2 separate regions of the Homo sapiens genome follow, and region 2 is linked to region 1. Evidence: chromatin loops called from intact Hi-C (ENCODE). Cell type or tissue: endothelial cell of umbilical vein. All regions are shown on one strand.

What was found. Peaks named below come from ENCODE experiments on the same cell type or tissue, not always from the same donor. Only the 100,000 strongest peaks of a DNase experiment are listed, where the experiment ranks them.
Region 2: a loop joins it to region 1, with 3.0 times the contacts of the local background. A loop is called at or near these places in 3 of 110 quality-filtered maps.

The regions. Positions count from the first base shown.
Region 1 is chr12:79,370,293-79,378,292 of GRCh38, forward strand. The region is part of intron 9 of SYT1 (synaptotagmin 1); the gene reads left to right. Among named protein-coding and RNA genes, the nearest start is that of MIR1252, 45 kb to the right of the region's middle. RefSeq lists a silencer at 1-24. In endothelial cell of umbilical vein, a CTCF peak has its summit at 3,797; a DNase peak (open chromatin) is centred at 3,789.
Region 2 is chr12:79,180,668-79,188,667 of GRCh38, forward strand. The region is part of intron 3 of SYT1 (synaptotagmin 1); the gene reads left to right. Among named protein-coding and RNA genes, the nearest start is that of MIR1252, 230 kb to the right of the region's middle. In endothelial cell of umbilical vein, no CTCF peak of the experiment used is centred here; a DNase peak (open chromatin) is centred at 3,554; H3K27ac peaks cover 2,162 bases.

The DNA.
Region 1 (8,000 bases):
AAAATACAGAATTCAAAGAGGACATAACTGTCTGAAAAATGTGAGAAAAGAATTGAACCTACTCTTATTAACTATAAAGACCTGAACTGGGATCCATGAGTATAAGTGATGGAAATCCATACTTGGTTCTTCCCATTTTAGTTCCCAAACAAAAGCTAGAGGAAAGTTTATCAGAAATACTGAGTTAGGGCCGGGCGCGGTGGCTCACTCCTGTAATCCCAGCACTTTGGGAGGCTGAGGCGGGCGGATCACGAGGTCAGAAGATCGGGACCATCCTGGCTAAAACGGTGAAACCCCCTCTCTACTAAAAATACAAAAAATTTAGCCGGGCATGGTGACGGGCGCCTGTAGTCCCAGCTACTCAGGAGGCTGAGACAGGAGAATGGCGTGAACCCGGGAGGCGGAGCTTGCAGTGAGCAGAGATCGCGCCACTGCACTCCAGCCTGGGCGACAGAGCGATATTCCGTCTCAAAAAATAATAATAATAAAAATAAAAAATAAAAATAAAAGAAATACTGAGTTAGGGATGGTACCCTACCTACCTGCCATAGGTTAGGGAATTAACCTATTAAATCCCTCCAATCTTCTAAAGTTTCATTTTAAAACTCTAAAAGATCATGCCCAGCCTAAAGACAACATCAGCCCATGGAAGAGCACATCTATTAAAGACAAATGTATCCTCACCAAAAGTGATTATTTTATTTTTTCCTTAAGATAATACGAATGAAAGACTACTACTGCTAATAATAATTATAGTTATAATCTAGTCAGTGCTTTCTCTGCTGTGCATTTACTAATTTCGTCTTGTTTAATCCTATTCATACTCTCATGAGGTAGGTATGGTTATCCCCATATATGAATGAGAAAACTAAGGTTTGGAAAAGAGACTCGCTCAAGGTCACAAGGTAAAGAAATGGCAAAGGCCCAGCTCCTCACTCCAGCTGCATCTGTTACCTAAGCCTGCCCACTTACTCACAGCTTCCCCCACCTAGACAGTGCACACTGTAATTTCAATTGGCCATAATCCCCAAATCATAGAAACCTCAACTCTAGAAGATAATGAATGCTCTTGAGCAGCAAAATGATCATCAGTTGACTCACAATGAATACTCTCTATAGATTATTTTGACAAAGTAACGCTATCCAACTGTGCCTGCAAATGCCAACACATGCAAATCCCTGCGACTTCATAAACAGCAAATGCCCTAATGAGCTAAAGAAACAATTGCTCTTTATTCATTTTCTTCAGTGTGTTTCTTATTTCTGCTGGAAAATAATGTCCAGAAGGAATTTGTGTTCTATTCAATGACTATAAAAAAGAGGAAGGTTAGTGTTTACAAGTTTACATAATACAAAAAAGAGTGGCCGTGAAACAGTGAGCTGTGGCTTCCTGGTGGGAAGACACTCACATGCAGCCTGTGACTTCCTGGGCAGTTTTAATTTACTTTTAATCATTTCAGAAGTCATGCCTCAGAGGTTTGAGATAAAAAGTTTCATAGCATCTTACCTTTTTCTTTTCTGCCCCTCCTTTTTTAGTTTGGTAAAATGTAGTCCAGAAAAACAGGTGGAGGGGGAAGAGCCAGTTTAAGTATTTGCTCCTCCAGGAAACTTCCCACATATCCTAAACCCATCTTTGTTCTTCTTTACCTTTATACTGTCCACGTTTTTTCACTTGATCACTGACTGTTGTGTTTCTTCAACTGTGTTCTGTACATACCTTTTCTCATTCATGAGAATGAATTGTTTAATCATCAGGGTTGCCAACACCCTCATTATTTCTTTTTCTGTGTTCCCATGGTGCACTGGAGTTATCTCGTCCCATGATTTATCACACACTGTAGGTATTCGTGGCTCTTTCTCTGTGAACTCCTTTAAGGAGACCAACTTAATTCACTTTTGCATAACCGTCATCTAGCATCGCCTAGCACATTGTAGGCCCCCATGAAGAAATTAAATTAAATGAAAACTCGAATAGTTCACTTAATCCCCAGTGTTTAACATATAGTATGAACTGAATTGAAGTAAAGTGAATTAAATTCAATCAGAACAAATCAAAATGAACTGAAATGATTATAAGACATTATTATGTTGGATAAAGTTATCCAGATTATATTTATAATTTGTAGAAAAATTGATTAGCACAGCCTAGCTATGTTGTTGTGTGATTCCTATGATGGACACTCAGGATTGCCCATTATGTTACTACCATAGAAAGGTCAGCAGCCTTTAGGCCCAATATTACAGCTAGTTCTTTAAGCTGAGGCCATAAGGGTAGACACAGTCTAAATCACTGTGTATTGGCTGAGAAATGTAGACCAAACTCCGGAAGGCTGACAGTATTTCTGAACAAGCAAATGATGCTTAAAGTGAACTGAAGCTGTTGATTATACAGGAGGATTCCCCAACAAGTAGATCTAAAATTTCATTTCCAGGGCTAAGTCACCTTCTTGGTCCATGGTTTGCTGTGATCTCAGAGGGAGAGGAAACCATACCCACAACAGCCCCTCATCCCTCCCCTCTCTTCTTATCTCTAGCTTCTAAATAGTTGTCCATCAGCACGCACTGTGCACCCCATCTGAGTTCAGCTGTGTGTTAGGCACCTGAAATTCAGTCAATACCATGAACATTATCTCTCCACTTTTGGGTCCTAACTTCTCAAAAAGGAGACCAACAATAAGTAAGTACCAAAAATATTAATCATAAATGATCACAAATTCTATCAGGCTGTGAAAGAGAGAAATGACAAGATATTTCCCTCATCCAAAAATGTAGACTCTGATTTAGGAGTATAGGCAATTCTTTTCTCAAAATTATATCTCTTTTCATCAAAAAAAGTAATTATTGGTAAACCAGATAAATAAGCATTTTGTAAAAATGAAAATGATTGGGGGAGAGAGGAATATCCTCTCCTACAATTTGTGCTTAACTAGCTTAGGTTTGTCCGATGAGATCAGACATCTTTTAATGTTGATGATGTTCACCTATCAGTAAAACTTTGGGAGCACATTCCTCTTTATACATTTACTTGTAGGTTTGTAAGTGTATATAGACCACTATAGTAATATAAAATGGACATTATAAACTTAAAAGTCAAAAAATGTAAAAGATAAAGCAAAAGTAAACATTTTACAATTTGCTTTATGAATGATAAAAATGTTATTCTCCCTTTAAAATATAATTACTAATTTGTTAATAATAAATATGCCTCACTTTTCTTTAAGATATCTGTTTAACTTTGTAATGTAGCAATTCACAAGCATAATATTAGATTCCATTTATTTCAACACTTAGTTTTATAGATGGTCACATCAAAAAAATGCCTCACAAATGCACAATATTCATAATATTTAATATGAACTTAGTTTGGAATTTACAGAAAATATGTCAATATATCACATCGACTGAAGTTTTTTATTTTTTTTAAATCAAAACTTTTAAAAGCTTAAAACTTTTAAACTTTTAGAGAAGCTTTTAGCCAGCTTCTCTAACCTGAAATAGATGATCATTTTTACCTGTAGGCATGACTGACAGAGCACAGCTGAAGAAGAGGTACCAGCTGGGTCATATTCTCATTTCTCACTCGTGTTTGCATTATCAAGTTTTCTTCAAGCCACAGTTGTTGTTCAGGACTCATTTTAGGCAACATGCTCATTTTGTGAAGAGTAGTTTGGTTACAATTAAATAACATAATCTATAAACCAATTTAACTGGGCTCACATAAAGCGCAATACATAGAAAAATGCTAACAGCAAATAAAGTGCAGGCCCCTCTGGCACCCCACCCCACGGTGGCGCTTCCATGCCACCCTCAGGAAACCTTGAGTACTGCGTGTGAATCATGCCAGAACAGGGGCACCTCTGTGATACTGTACATCAGACCTCAGTAAATTTCCAATCCTTTATTTTTAGAAGAAGAAAATAAAGTAGAAACTCTGGTATTTTCTTCTGGGGTGCCAGAAGTAAATATTTGAATTTCTACTTTATTTTTTCCACACTGGAGATCAGAGAAACTAAAGGTTTCAAGTTTATAAACCAAAAGTCGGCCAGCAAATACATTTTCCTTTCCTTTCTCTTACCAAAGAGAAAAAGATGATATCATGTTGATTAAGTTTTGTCTTTATAGACCAACTATTCATTAACCAGAAGGACAGATCATTGTTATTTATTAATGTGATACCTAATTTTTATTTTAAAAGGGTACACATTCTAACAAATGGTAATTTCTTCATAATTTTCAAAAATAATGCCGGGTTTTAAAAAGAAAAACAGATGATGTAAAGAGGCACTAAACCAGATTAGTTTCAGGACATTCAATGTCACCAGAAGGATAGGAATGGCTGGATGTTGCACCTATAAAGGGAAACACTGGATGGGTAGCAGGATGGCTGCTCACAAGGATTTGAAGAACTACCCTGTGGACAAAAGTATGGAATCACATATTCAGCAAATATGTATTAAATGCCTACTTACTAAGTGCCACAGTGAGGAGCTGGAGAGCTGGTGGTAGTGAGATGGATTTTGTGATACCTGCCTACAAAGAGCTTGGAACGAGCTCAGGGAGATCCACTTTAAAATACTGTGTGATTTAGATTAGGAGTAAACAAACTTTTTTTGTAAAGGACCAGATAGTAAATATTTTAGGCTTTGCAGGCCACATGGTCTCTCGCAACTAAATATTCAACTCTATTGCAACACAAAAGCAGCCACAGACAGTCTGTAAGGAGTAGACATAGCTGTGTTCTAATCAAACTTTTTATTTATGGATACTGATATGCAAATTTCATGTAATTTTATATGTCATGAAATATTAATCTTTTTTATTTTTTTCAACTCTAAAAATGTAAACATTTTCTTAGCTTACGACCTACAGAAACATGCAGCAGCCAGATCTGGTCCACAGGTAGTAACCTGCCGGGAGCTAATTAACAGGATTTCACAAGAGCTCAGAGGAAGAGTACTTAACCTCCACTGGAGATTTCGTGGGCGCTTCCTGGAGAAACCAAGAACCGGGTTGAGGGATTGTGCAGGGCAAAGGGATAGGCCAAAAGGACAGTGAGAGCTAAGGCCTGGTTGTACAAAACAGATCGTGTAGTGTAGAGGAGCTGCTAAGAAATGAAGTTAGAGAGGCAGAGCCCAGTCAGGAAAGTTGAACTTTATGTTCCAGAGGTGGTGAGTAGCCACTGCAGGGATTTAAGCAGGGAGTTTGTGCTGCAAACTGTAACATTAATTCCAGCTCAGGCTGTGGAATCAAACTGACATGATTAGGATCCCAGTTCTGCCACTCACCAAGCATCTGAATTCAAATCATTTTCTTATCCTCTTCAAATATCAGTTCCATCATCTGAAAACCAAAGATAATCCCTACCTTGCTCTTTGTTATTCTCTATTCTTGTACCTGTCTGCTTCACTTATTGCTCATAGTGTCACAACTGGTAATATAAATTTCATTGCTAACTTGTTATTTGACTGATGCCCCCTCTAGATTGTGGGGCCATGTCATCATCCATATAAACCAGGTACCTAGCAGGGCGCCTGACTCAAAAGTACCTGATGAATAAATGGAAAAAAAAAATCAACTCACAATGATAAAGCCAACCATCTCCCACCTTGTAGTTCTATCACTATCCATGCTTGCTTCTTGCCTTACAAGGATAAATATGTTGTATCATTTATTTAAAACTTGGAATAAAGTCATAAAGAAAAATGATTAATCATTTCTATACATCTATCTTATCCATAATGTTTATTTTCTTGAGCAAGTTCTCATTACACTTCATTTTGCCACATGGCTTTTCCTTCTTCCACTGAGACGCACTTCCTCCAAGAAACTTTCTTAATCTAAATGTTACAGGAAAGGGGTCCCAATCCAGACCCCAAGAGAGGGTTCTTGGATCTTGTGCAAGGAGGAATTCAGGGCGAGTCTGCAGTGCACAGTGAAAGCAAGTTTATTAAGAAAGTAAAGGAATAAAAGAATGGCTACTCCATAGACAGAGCAGTCCCGAGGGCTGCTGGTTGCCCATTTTTATGGTCATTTCTTGATGATATGCTGAACAAAGGGTGGATTATTCATGCCTCCCCTTTTTAGACCATATAGGGTAACTTCCTGATGTTGCCATGGCATTTGTAAACTGTCATGGTACTGGTGGGAGTGTAGCAGTGAGGACAACCAGAGGTCACTCTCGGCGCCATTTTGGTTTTGGTGGGTTTGGCTGGCTCCTTTACTGCAAACTGTTTTATCAGCAAGGTCTTTATGACCTGTATTTTATGCTGACCTCCTTTCTCATCCTGTTACTTAGAATGCCTTAGCCGTCTGGGAATGCAGCCCAGTAGGTTTCAGCCTCATTTTACCCAGCTCCTATTTAAGATGGAGTTGCTCTGGTTCACACACATCTGACATAAATGGGCAATTTTCTAGTTTACATTGCAGTGAGCTGGAAATGAAGCAAAATCTTTCCAATGCATAATTCAGGCTAACTTTTAACTTAAATTCACAGGTAGGGTAAATGGCCCATTTCATTAATGATTTACAAACGTCTGCATGCCTCCTTATCTAAATTGCCAAAATACCTTTATATTTCACTGCCCGATATCACATTATAAATTGTAAATATATGACTTATCTATTCATTAGATTTCCAGAACTCTTATTCTAGGGCAAACAAGAAAGCAATAAAATCCATGTTGAATTTTAGCTCATATTTCTCCTTATTGTTCAATTTCATTCATTCGTTCAACAAGTATCTATTGAATGCTTACTGTGTGCCATGTATTGTTAAATCTTCCCTTTTAGAGATGTTTATGTAACATTTTTTGTTTTTTTGTTTTGTTTTGTTTTTTTGAGACAGAGTCTCGCTCCATTGCCCAGGCTGGAGTGCAGTGGCGCAATCTCAGCTCACTGCAAGCTCTGCCTCCCAGGTTCACACCATTCTCCTGCCTCAGCCTCCCGAGTAGCTGGGACTGCAGGCTACCGCCACCATGCCCGGCTAATTTTTTGTATTTTCAGTAGAGACGAGGTTTCACCGTTTTAGCCAGGATGGTCTCGATCTCCTGACCTCGTGATCCGCCTACCTTGGCCTCCCAAAGTTCTAGGATTACGGTAACATGTGTTTTAAGGTGTTTATTTTCTAAATAGCTTAAATCTTAACCACCAATTTATTTTTTTCTTCTATATGTGTTGGTAATTGTGGCCTAGATAAAAGCTCTAGCAATTGTAGTGACAGGACAAAATATAAAAATTCTCAGGGCTATTTAAATTATAAACAGATTTTAAGAAGCACTGTGTGGTGTTTCTGTTATCCTTCTGCTTTCCAAGAGAATATATCTGCATCCTGAAATCTAATCACATTTACTTCAGGCAGAGTTGCTTTTGGAAATTCAGGCTTTGCCCATATTGTCTTTGTTGTATAAACAACTTAGCTTCCCTTTCTCCCTTTTGTTCTAGAATTATTTAGTACTAATTATAGATTGAGAATATCCAGGGTCAGGAAGACCTAGTCCAGGTCTAGGGAGAATCCAGGTTCAGGAAGAGAGGAGAGCATGGGCTTGGTTAGGGACATATTAAGCCTATGACACCAATTAAGACAACAAATGGAGATGTCTAATATGCAGTTAGTCCACCAAAATTATATTCTTATTTCTTAAGTTTTTCAAACTGCCATGGAATAGTCCCTTTTTCATTATCTCAACCATGACAAATTTCTCATATTTATCACTCCCAATACATTTAAAAGGTGTTAGCTAGAGTGTGTTTCTCACTTATTCCTCATACTATCTAATTCTTAAAGCTCTTAACTATATAAAATGCAGGCCATAAGCCATGGAGTTTTCACTCATCCTTATTTTTAATTCACTTGCTAGATTATCAAATTCAAATTCTCTTCTATTAGAAATCTTTGCCTCACTAACTGGAAGAAGCTCAAGTCTTGATTCCTTTATGCAATCCTTCCAATCCAACCCCAGTTTACAGATGTGTGCCTTTTTCCAGGATAAATTTGGAAACCT
Region 2 (8,000 bases), 190 kb before region 1:
CACACTTTTAAATGAGCAGATCTCAAGAAAATGAACTCACTATCATGAGGACAGTATCAAGAGAATGGTGCTAAACCATTCATGAGAAATCACCCCTATGATCCAATCACCTCCCAGCAGGCCCCACCTCCAACGTTGGGTGATATGGTTTGGCTGTGTCCCCCAGCCCAATCTCATCTTGAACTGTAGTTCCCATAATCCCTATATTTCATGGGAGGGACCCAGTGGGAGATAACTGAATCATGGGGGCAGTTACCTCCATGCTGTCCTCATGATAGCGAGTGAGTTCTCTCGAGAGCTGATGGTTTTATAAGGTGATTTTCCCCTCTTCACTCTGCATTCTCCTTGCTGCCGCCACATGAAGAAGGACGTATATGCGTCCTCTCTGCCATGATTGTAAGTTTCCTGAGGCCTCCCAGCCCTGCAGAACTGCGAGTCAATTACACCTCTTTCCTTTAGAAATTACCCAGTCTTGGGTATGTCTTTATTAACACTGTGAGAATGGACTAATCCATCGTCCATTGTAATCCATTGTAAACTAATCCACGTTTACAATTGAACGTGAGATTTGGATGAGGACACAGGTTCAAATGATATCAGTATTTATGATTGCATTTTTCTTGAGCTAATTAAAAATATTAAATAAAACAAAGTCATTCATAACATAGAAATTTGGAGTGGAAAGAAATCTTAGGGATTTACTTTTATGGATCATATTAGCAGAAGGTGAAGTACTGACAATATAAAAATGATTGAATGCATATCACATTGTTTCTTAGAGTATGGATCAATACATATAGCATTTTTGCCACTTTCTACTCAAAATACAATCTTCTCTCCCTTTTTTTTCTTCCAGGGCCCCCACTCTTCTCCATATCAACCGTATACCTTTCTAGATGTCTAATATATTTAAATAGTTCCTGAGACCCTATGATCTGATTTCTCAGTTTCCATTCCCAAGTAGCTAAGTGTGGCAGACCAGGTCATGTGACTGGAACCACTGTGGATTCTCCTCATGAGACACCAATGGGCTTTCACTGCTACTCAGTACTCCTGCTGCTCCAGGCTTCAAATGTCTGAAATTCCCACAATGCCCCTAATCCCTTCTCTTTCAGTTGATAACCTTAGTTTTTAGTTCACATGAAGACCAACAACATCCCATTGTGTTCCTATCAATTCTATCATCCCTTTTCCAGAACATCTTTATTTTCACTCTTTTTTCTCTTTCTCCTAGACAACCCCACCCCTACCTCATCCTCCATGCTCTTCCTCTGGAGCACTATAAGTCATCTCCGTTTTAATTTATAATGTTTTAAATCTTTCTCACTTCTGGTAACTTCTCTTTGTCTACACACATGTATAGGTCTGTAACATTCTAAAGACAGCTTTTCACCATGTTACCCTGAGTTATTACTTTGTCTTTGTCCTTTCAACTGCAAAATTGTGCACTGTTTTAAAATCACAGCTTTTTACTCACTTGTCAAGCCCTTGTAATCCAGCTTCCACTTCATAATGCTGTTCTCTTAAAAGTTTCTAGTGACCTCTAAACTCTAATTTCAATAGTCTTTTACTGGTCTTCATCCTCCTTAAACTCACTTTAATGTTTGGTACTACTGATTGGTCTTTTTTTAACTCCCTTTCTGTGATTTTTTGGGACACTTTGGTGTCATGGTTTTCTTCCTAAATGCTCTTATTCTCTCTTGTTCATTAGTTTGTCCCAACTCCTAAAATTAAGCATTTCCTGAAACATCTTCATAAAGTCTACTTGAGTAATTGACCAGATGAACAACAAGTTGAGGACCATCCATGAGAATATACCTCCTGGACTGTGAAAATAGCATAATGCATCCTGGGGACTCAATCAACAAAGCCTGAGAGTAAAAGGAGAAAAAACTATAGATATGGGTAGGTCCAGATGATATGCGTATAGTTCAAGAACTTTATTTTTTAGACCAACACATATTGCAGTTAATTGCATCAATAGTTTTTAACTGACTGAAAGCAGAGATCTGAACTATAATTTAAAAGCATAAATGTTTACCCTTCTTCTAGCATCTCTGCTGAAAAGATTTTCTTTCAATCTGATAACCTAAAGCAAATTGCATAATATTAGTGTGTCTAAACTGTGCTTAGTTACTTCTCATTAGAAATCAGTTCTGTTACTTCTGTTACTTCTCATTAGAAATCAGTTCTGTTTCCCCATTTTTAAAGGCCTAACAATTTTAAAAAGTTAAATATTGTGTACAGATAATAATATTGTTATAGCTTCATTTGATGTAGGTCAAATTCTGATGCAAACTGGTCCTTGTAATAATCGTTCAGAGTAAGAACCAAATGTGTTATATTCTTTTTAATTAAGAATTTAAGAAATATTTCATCATACATTCATTGCCTAAGTCAGCAAATGTTTATTGTGCACTGACTATGTGGAATTCACTTTTCTGAGCATTAGAGATTCAAGCTAGACAAACTTTTGTCCCCTGGAGCATGCACATTCCATCTGAATGAATTAAACTGGCTGAGATATTATGGTATATGTAGCTTACACATGCAGCACCACTCACTTCGGGAAGAGACAAGTCTTCTGCAGTGAGTGGTGCTGCATAGGATGTACCAGCTTTTAGTGAACACAGTAAGTTGCGCAGACAGGAAGATATTTGTCTTCTGTAGAGAGGAACTGGTTCATCTTTGCCAGTGGTTCTCAACCAGGGATGATACTGCCCCCAGGGGACATGGGCAATATCTGGAGATATTTTTAATTGCCACAACTCAGGGAAAAGGGTGCTACTGGCATTTAGTAATGCTGCTAAACATCCCACAATGCACAGGAGAGCTACCCCCAACCACCAAAGAATTATGTAGTCCAAAATGTCAACAGTGTCAAGGCCAAGAAACCCTTCTCTAGGCTAAAGGGTCTATGTGGCTTAATTACTGGGTTCTTTCTTAGAAGAACATACACCATGCTGTTCCCACAGCCCCTCTCCTCCCTCTTACCGTATAGATGGTCCTTTCAAGCTAATTTTTCTGGCTGTTTTTTGTTCCATGGGTAAACAGAGAATGTTCAGGTTAGATATGTACCTTCTATTTGTTTTTCAAGCTGTTCTCAAGGGTCAATCAATGCTTACTAAAGTTTTCGAGCAAGCACTAAGGTAGTGAGTTCTGTGCCTGCTGGGCATAATTACAGGAAACAACTTTGTTTTTAAAATCTCATAACAAGAAGCACAAGCACAATCCACAAATTACAATTCCTTTGCAGTGTGTTTGTACCCTTAGCAGCTCACAGCAGGGCCACATCATCGTCTCCGCCAGCCACCATTTTTCTAGCTACCTTCCTAAAATATCAGAAACAACAAACTTCCCAGGGTGAGGAAACATCCTGTAGTTTTGCCCACATGGATCAGTATTTTTCCCATTCTGTCATTATGTTGCTATGAAGTAGACAATAAATTATTATGAAAATATGAATAGAAAGAGGAAGTGAGTCATGTAAATCATTATTAGTATTCTATTTCACGTGATGGAAAACTCACAGGGATCTTGGTGTTAGTCCAGAATTCACTCATGTTTTCCCTTTATTTTAAATGCTGAAAAAAACATAGGTTGTAATGTTATCATTGTACTTGTAGAACTATATGACTAGATATGAACTAAGTTACTTGGCAACAGTTGAGCTCCAAATGGAACTTATGCCTTTATTAGTTATGTAACATTAGATACCTCACTTAACCTTTCAAGGGCTCAATTTGGTAATATGTTAAATAAATAAATTGAGCTAGTATCTGGCATGAGAATCCTGGGTTTGAATTTGGCATCATCAGTTTCTGGCCATGTGACCATCAGCAAGCCACCCACTGTGCAGAGAGATTATAATGAGATGAGATTAGCATGGGCATTACAAAGATTTTTGCCATTGCTGTTGTCACCAACAGATAATTATCTTGCATGTGTCTTCTATAGCACAACTGAAAATCACTGTAAACTATATTAAGAGATAATATCCAGCATTCAGAATATCTAAGATGGTCAGAATTAGGTAGGTTTTAAAACTCTTATGTTTCAGCTCTTTCCAAGTCAAATATGAATAACTATAATCCACATCTAGGAGTAGAAGTAAAAGAATGGAAATCTAATTTGCACCCCAGTGGTTTGTGACATCATCTTTATTAACATGCACGCTCTGAGTATTTTAGATTCACTGGGAAACTGTTGATATTTAGAAAGGGAATATTTCTCTTTAAACTGGTAAAGCTTAAGCATCTCCTCTGAAAATTCTTCTATCCCAGGATCTCTTTCCTGACATAAAACTGCATGAGCTGTGTTCTTACCGCAAGAGCATCTTCATTAGCAAACAGAAATGTCACCTAGCAAAAGGAAGTATCAAGAAGCCGGCTCTCTCCACTATGAATTGCCATCTTGGTCTGTACTACTGATCCTCAGGAGCACTAGTTATGCTCAGAAATTGACCTAAGACATTATTTACAGATTCTGTGAATTTCTAATTACCTTTGTTCACAAGAAGTCAATCATCAGTGCTTATGAAGAGTCACCTATTTGAATGACAAATAACTAAGTGCTGGAGATTTATTAAAATGAAATTAAATGCTACTTAAATTATCTTTCACCTATCCATTTGCATTTCTATTTTTCCGACTGTTTTTCTAGCAGTTCTATTGAGCCTGGTAAGGTCTTCACCTCCATCAGGCACTTTTAGGGTTGAATGCACATTGGAGTGATCTAGTGTGAGATTTTACAGAACAACTATTCCACCTTTCCAATATCCCTTCTGTGTTAGATTTCTCCAGAGTACACAGATAATAAGTGGCCACATTATATCTTGTTATATAAGTTTGCACTGCAGAAGGAATGGTCTGAGTCTTCAAGGAGCTGACATCTTTATTAGAGACAAAAGACAAATATATGTTAAAAAAAGAGTAGCCCATTCAAAAAAAGAAATCAGTCCATTACAGCAAATCTTCATTATATCAGCTAACTACTAGCAGTATGGACTGAAAATATGGATCAGTAGTATGTATATAGAAGTGACTTGAAAATATCCATAATTACATACCAGTTCCACTGAACCAAGTAATGTATCATGTAATGATTATTTTATAGCAAAGTTAACTATACAGGCTTTTTCTATAAAATATGTCCTATATTTCCACTAATGTCCATTAGAAAATGAGAGATACTCTCCATTTTTTAAATCTTCAACATTTTTGGCCAAAAAAATATTTAAATGCAATCCTGCAGCATGTTAAGAATTTAACTGTTTTACTTTCTGACATTTTAATTCTCAAAAATAGTTCATTTGGTGTCATAGCATTTTTTATATCTTTCTTTGTTCAAGAAGCTGCTTCTGTCACCTTTTCCCCTGACACCAAAGGATTTTCTTTATATTCAAGGATCCCCTCAAATTTACATCTTCTAAAACTTTCCTCTCATCTTTCTTTGCATGTGATTTTCTGGTATCTTCTGGATTTTACTTATTTCATAAGTATAAAATTTTTATGAGTAATATGACATAAAGTTCAATTACTTTATCAATTCTAGACATTCAAATTCCTCTTATATATTCTACCTCACTTGCATGATACCTATGTTAGTTTGTATTTTATTTATATTTGTTGCACAAAGCCATTACTTTGTAAAAAGTATTCTTATACTATACTGGAAAAAGTGTAGAAAACCTGGGTTCTAGTCTTACATTGCTTGACATTTTCTTTCATCAATATTAGAATGGGAATATTGTACTTGATTGTGTTCCTTTGCCCATAACTTTTTAATTGTGTGTGTTTTTTATATTCATGGGCATTTCAATTTATTATCCTCCCCAGGTCTAGAAAGCAAATTGAACTTTTGAAACTTTTTCTTTGAGAGAAAGGAAGTAATTTTATTCATGATATCCATTTCAGTTAGTAAAAATGTCTTTAAGCAGCTAAGTGGCTCCCCAAAGATTAAATGTCCAATAAGTGAAAAAATCGGAAGTAGACTCCTGGCCCCCTGGTTTCCCACATCAAAGACTAGCTGCCAGATACATTTCCTCCTACCAGATTTCTCTTGAAATTGTAATTTGTCATCTTCTGAGTAGTAGACAATGAAGGCCTAAGATTTATTTTCCTTGCAAGTGAATAATTAGTGAATGTCAATTTCATGTTTTTTTCAATCTGTGTGAAAGTCAAAAATAGTCACGTTAATTATACTTAGCAGGCACTTTTCTGTGATAATACACCAATTCCTGGAGATGACAAATGTAAATAATATTTACTCCTTAAAAGGTAATCTAATCTGGTATTATTTATAAGTTCATTTAACATTGTCTTCCTTATAGATAACTTCAATAGTGTTTTACTAATTAGATATAAGAAAGACAGTCCCCTCATCTAAACATTATTTTATTTACACTTGCTTTTAGGTTTTTATTGTTTCTTTATTTTCTTCTACACCCCCTTACAGCACAAGGTATCTCAAACCTCAAGCAGCTACCATCTGGCTTGTTTTATATAACTCTCTCAGCCCATTCAAGTGGCAATACACCAGCGAAGAATAAAAAGATATATATTGGATGGAGCCCAAGAACTGCACCCAAAATAGCTTTTTAAAAGTCATTGAGCATAACAGTGGGAATAATAGGAAGGTCTTAAGCGGCAGCTGCTCAGAGAGCACTGGAATAATTCTCTCATCATCTTGCCACAGGTATCGTCCAGAAAGCAACGCTCCTAGCACCTCCACTTTCTTTTTCACTTTGGTTTTTATGTCTATCTTTAGTTTTTATGTCTATCACTCAAATTGCAACAGCTGACAAGCACCTGGGATTTAATTCCTGCCGGATTTCATACATTCACATTAATTTTGGTAATTTCCCAATTGTAACAGTGAGAACCTTCCCCAATTTGGGTGAGCAGCTTTAATATTTCATTGCATATTCATGTATCACCTCACGTTATTTTTAGTTTCTAAAAGAGATAGCAGACGAGGCTTCATAAAAGATTAGTAGGAGCCCTAGAAATAGCTTTATCACTATTCCAGTATATTTCTTTTTTCTTTTCCTGAGAGGGCAGAAAAGGATTCCCTTCAAAGAAGGCATATTTGGTAGTGAACAAAAGGGAACCTTCCCAAGACCACTAGCAATCTCGCTGATATGTTGGAATGTCTAATTTTGATTCTCTCAAGACAGCCTACCACAATGCCCCTGTTCAGCTATTGTAGGGCACAAGCTAATCTTTACATTCTGTTTCCTTCCTCCCAATTCTTCTCATTTGAATTATTTAAGGAATATGTCATGTTTCATTATTTCTACATTTCTTTCACTGAACTATCAAGACTTGGGAAAGAAACACGTCTTTTTAAAAAACACACACATGTACAGCACAGGTTATTCCTTTTCCATTTCAAATAATTTATTCGCATTATATTGGTGTCTTGTAAATTTCATATTTATTGTGCTGCTTTTTAAAATAATTTTTTAAAGTGAAATTTCCTATTCCAGTTCCCTTTTTCATCCAGAGATTTTTATAAGATCATATAGCATGTAATACAGTAAAAAACTCAACATACCAGAATATATTTTTAGAATAGAGACATTCTACAAATGGCAGGAGATTTTTTCCATTTTATGCCTTATGAAAAATGGATTTGGAACTTATAAAAAATGTATCTGGAACATCTGAGTGCAAGATTTTTGATTGGATTTTAGAATTCAGATCTATGATTTAAAAGCAATTTCTTCCTTTCTGAAAGTGTCCATGTCAAATTGATTTTTAAGGAGAAAGAAATGGTGTAATTTGGATTTTGAACCCTTTTCTCAGGACTTAGATTGTTTTCATTTATCTTGACTTCCTTTATCTTTATTGCATCCTCATGGAGTTGGAAAAGCATGTGTTTTCACAACTTTTTTTTACAAGGGTTGACCACAGGCAAAGCCATAAATAAGGCTTTATTCTTTGTTCCATTTCACCTTTCTAGCTTCACATCTATTCAATGCCAATGTGGCTTTCTAG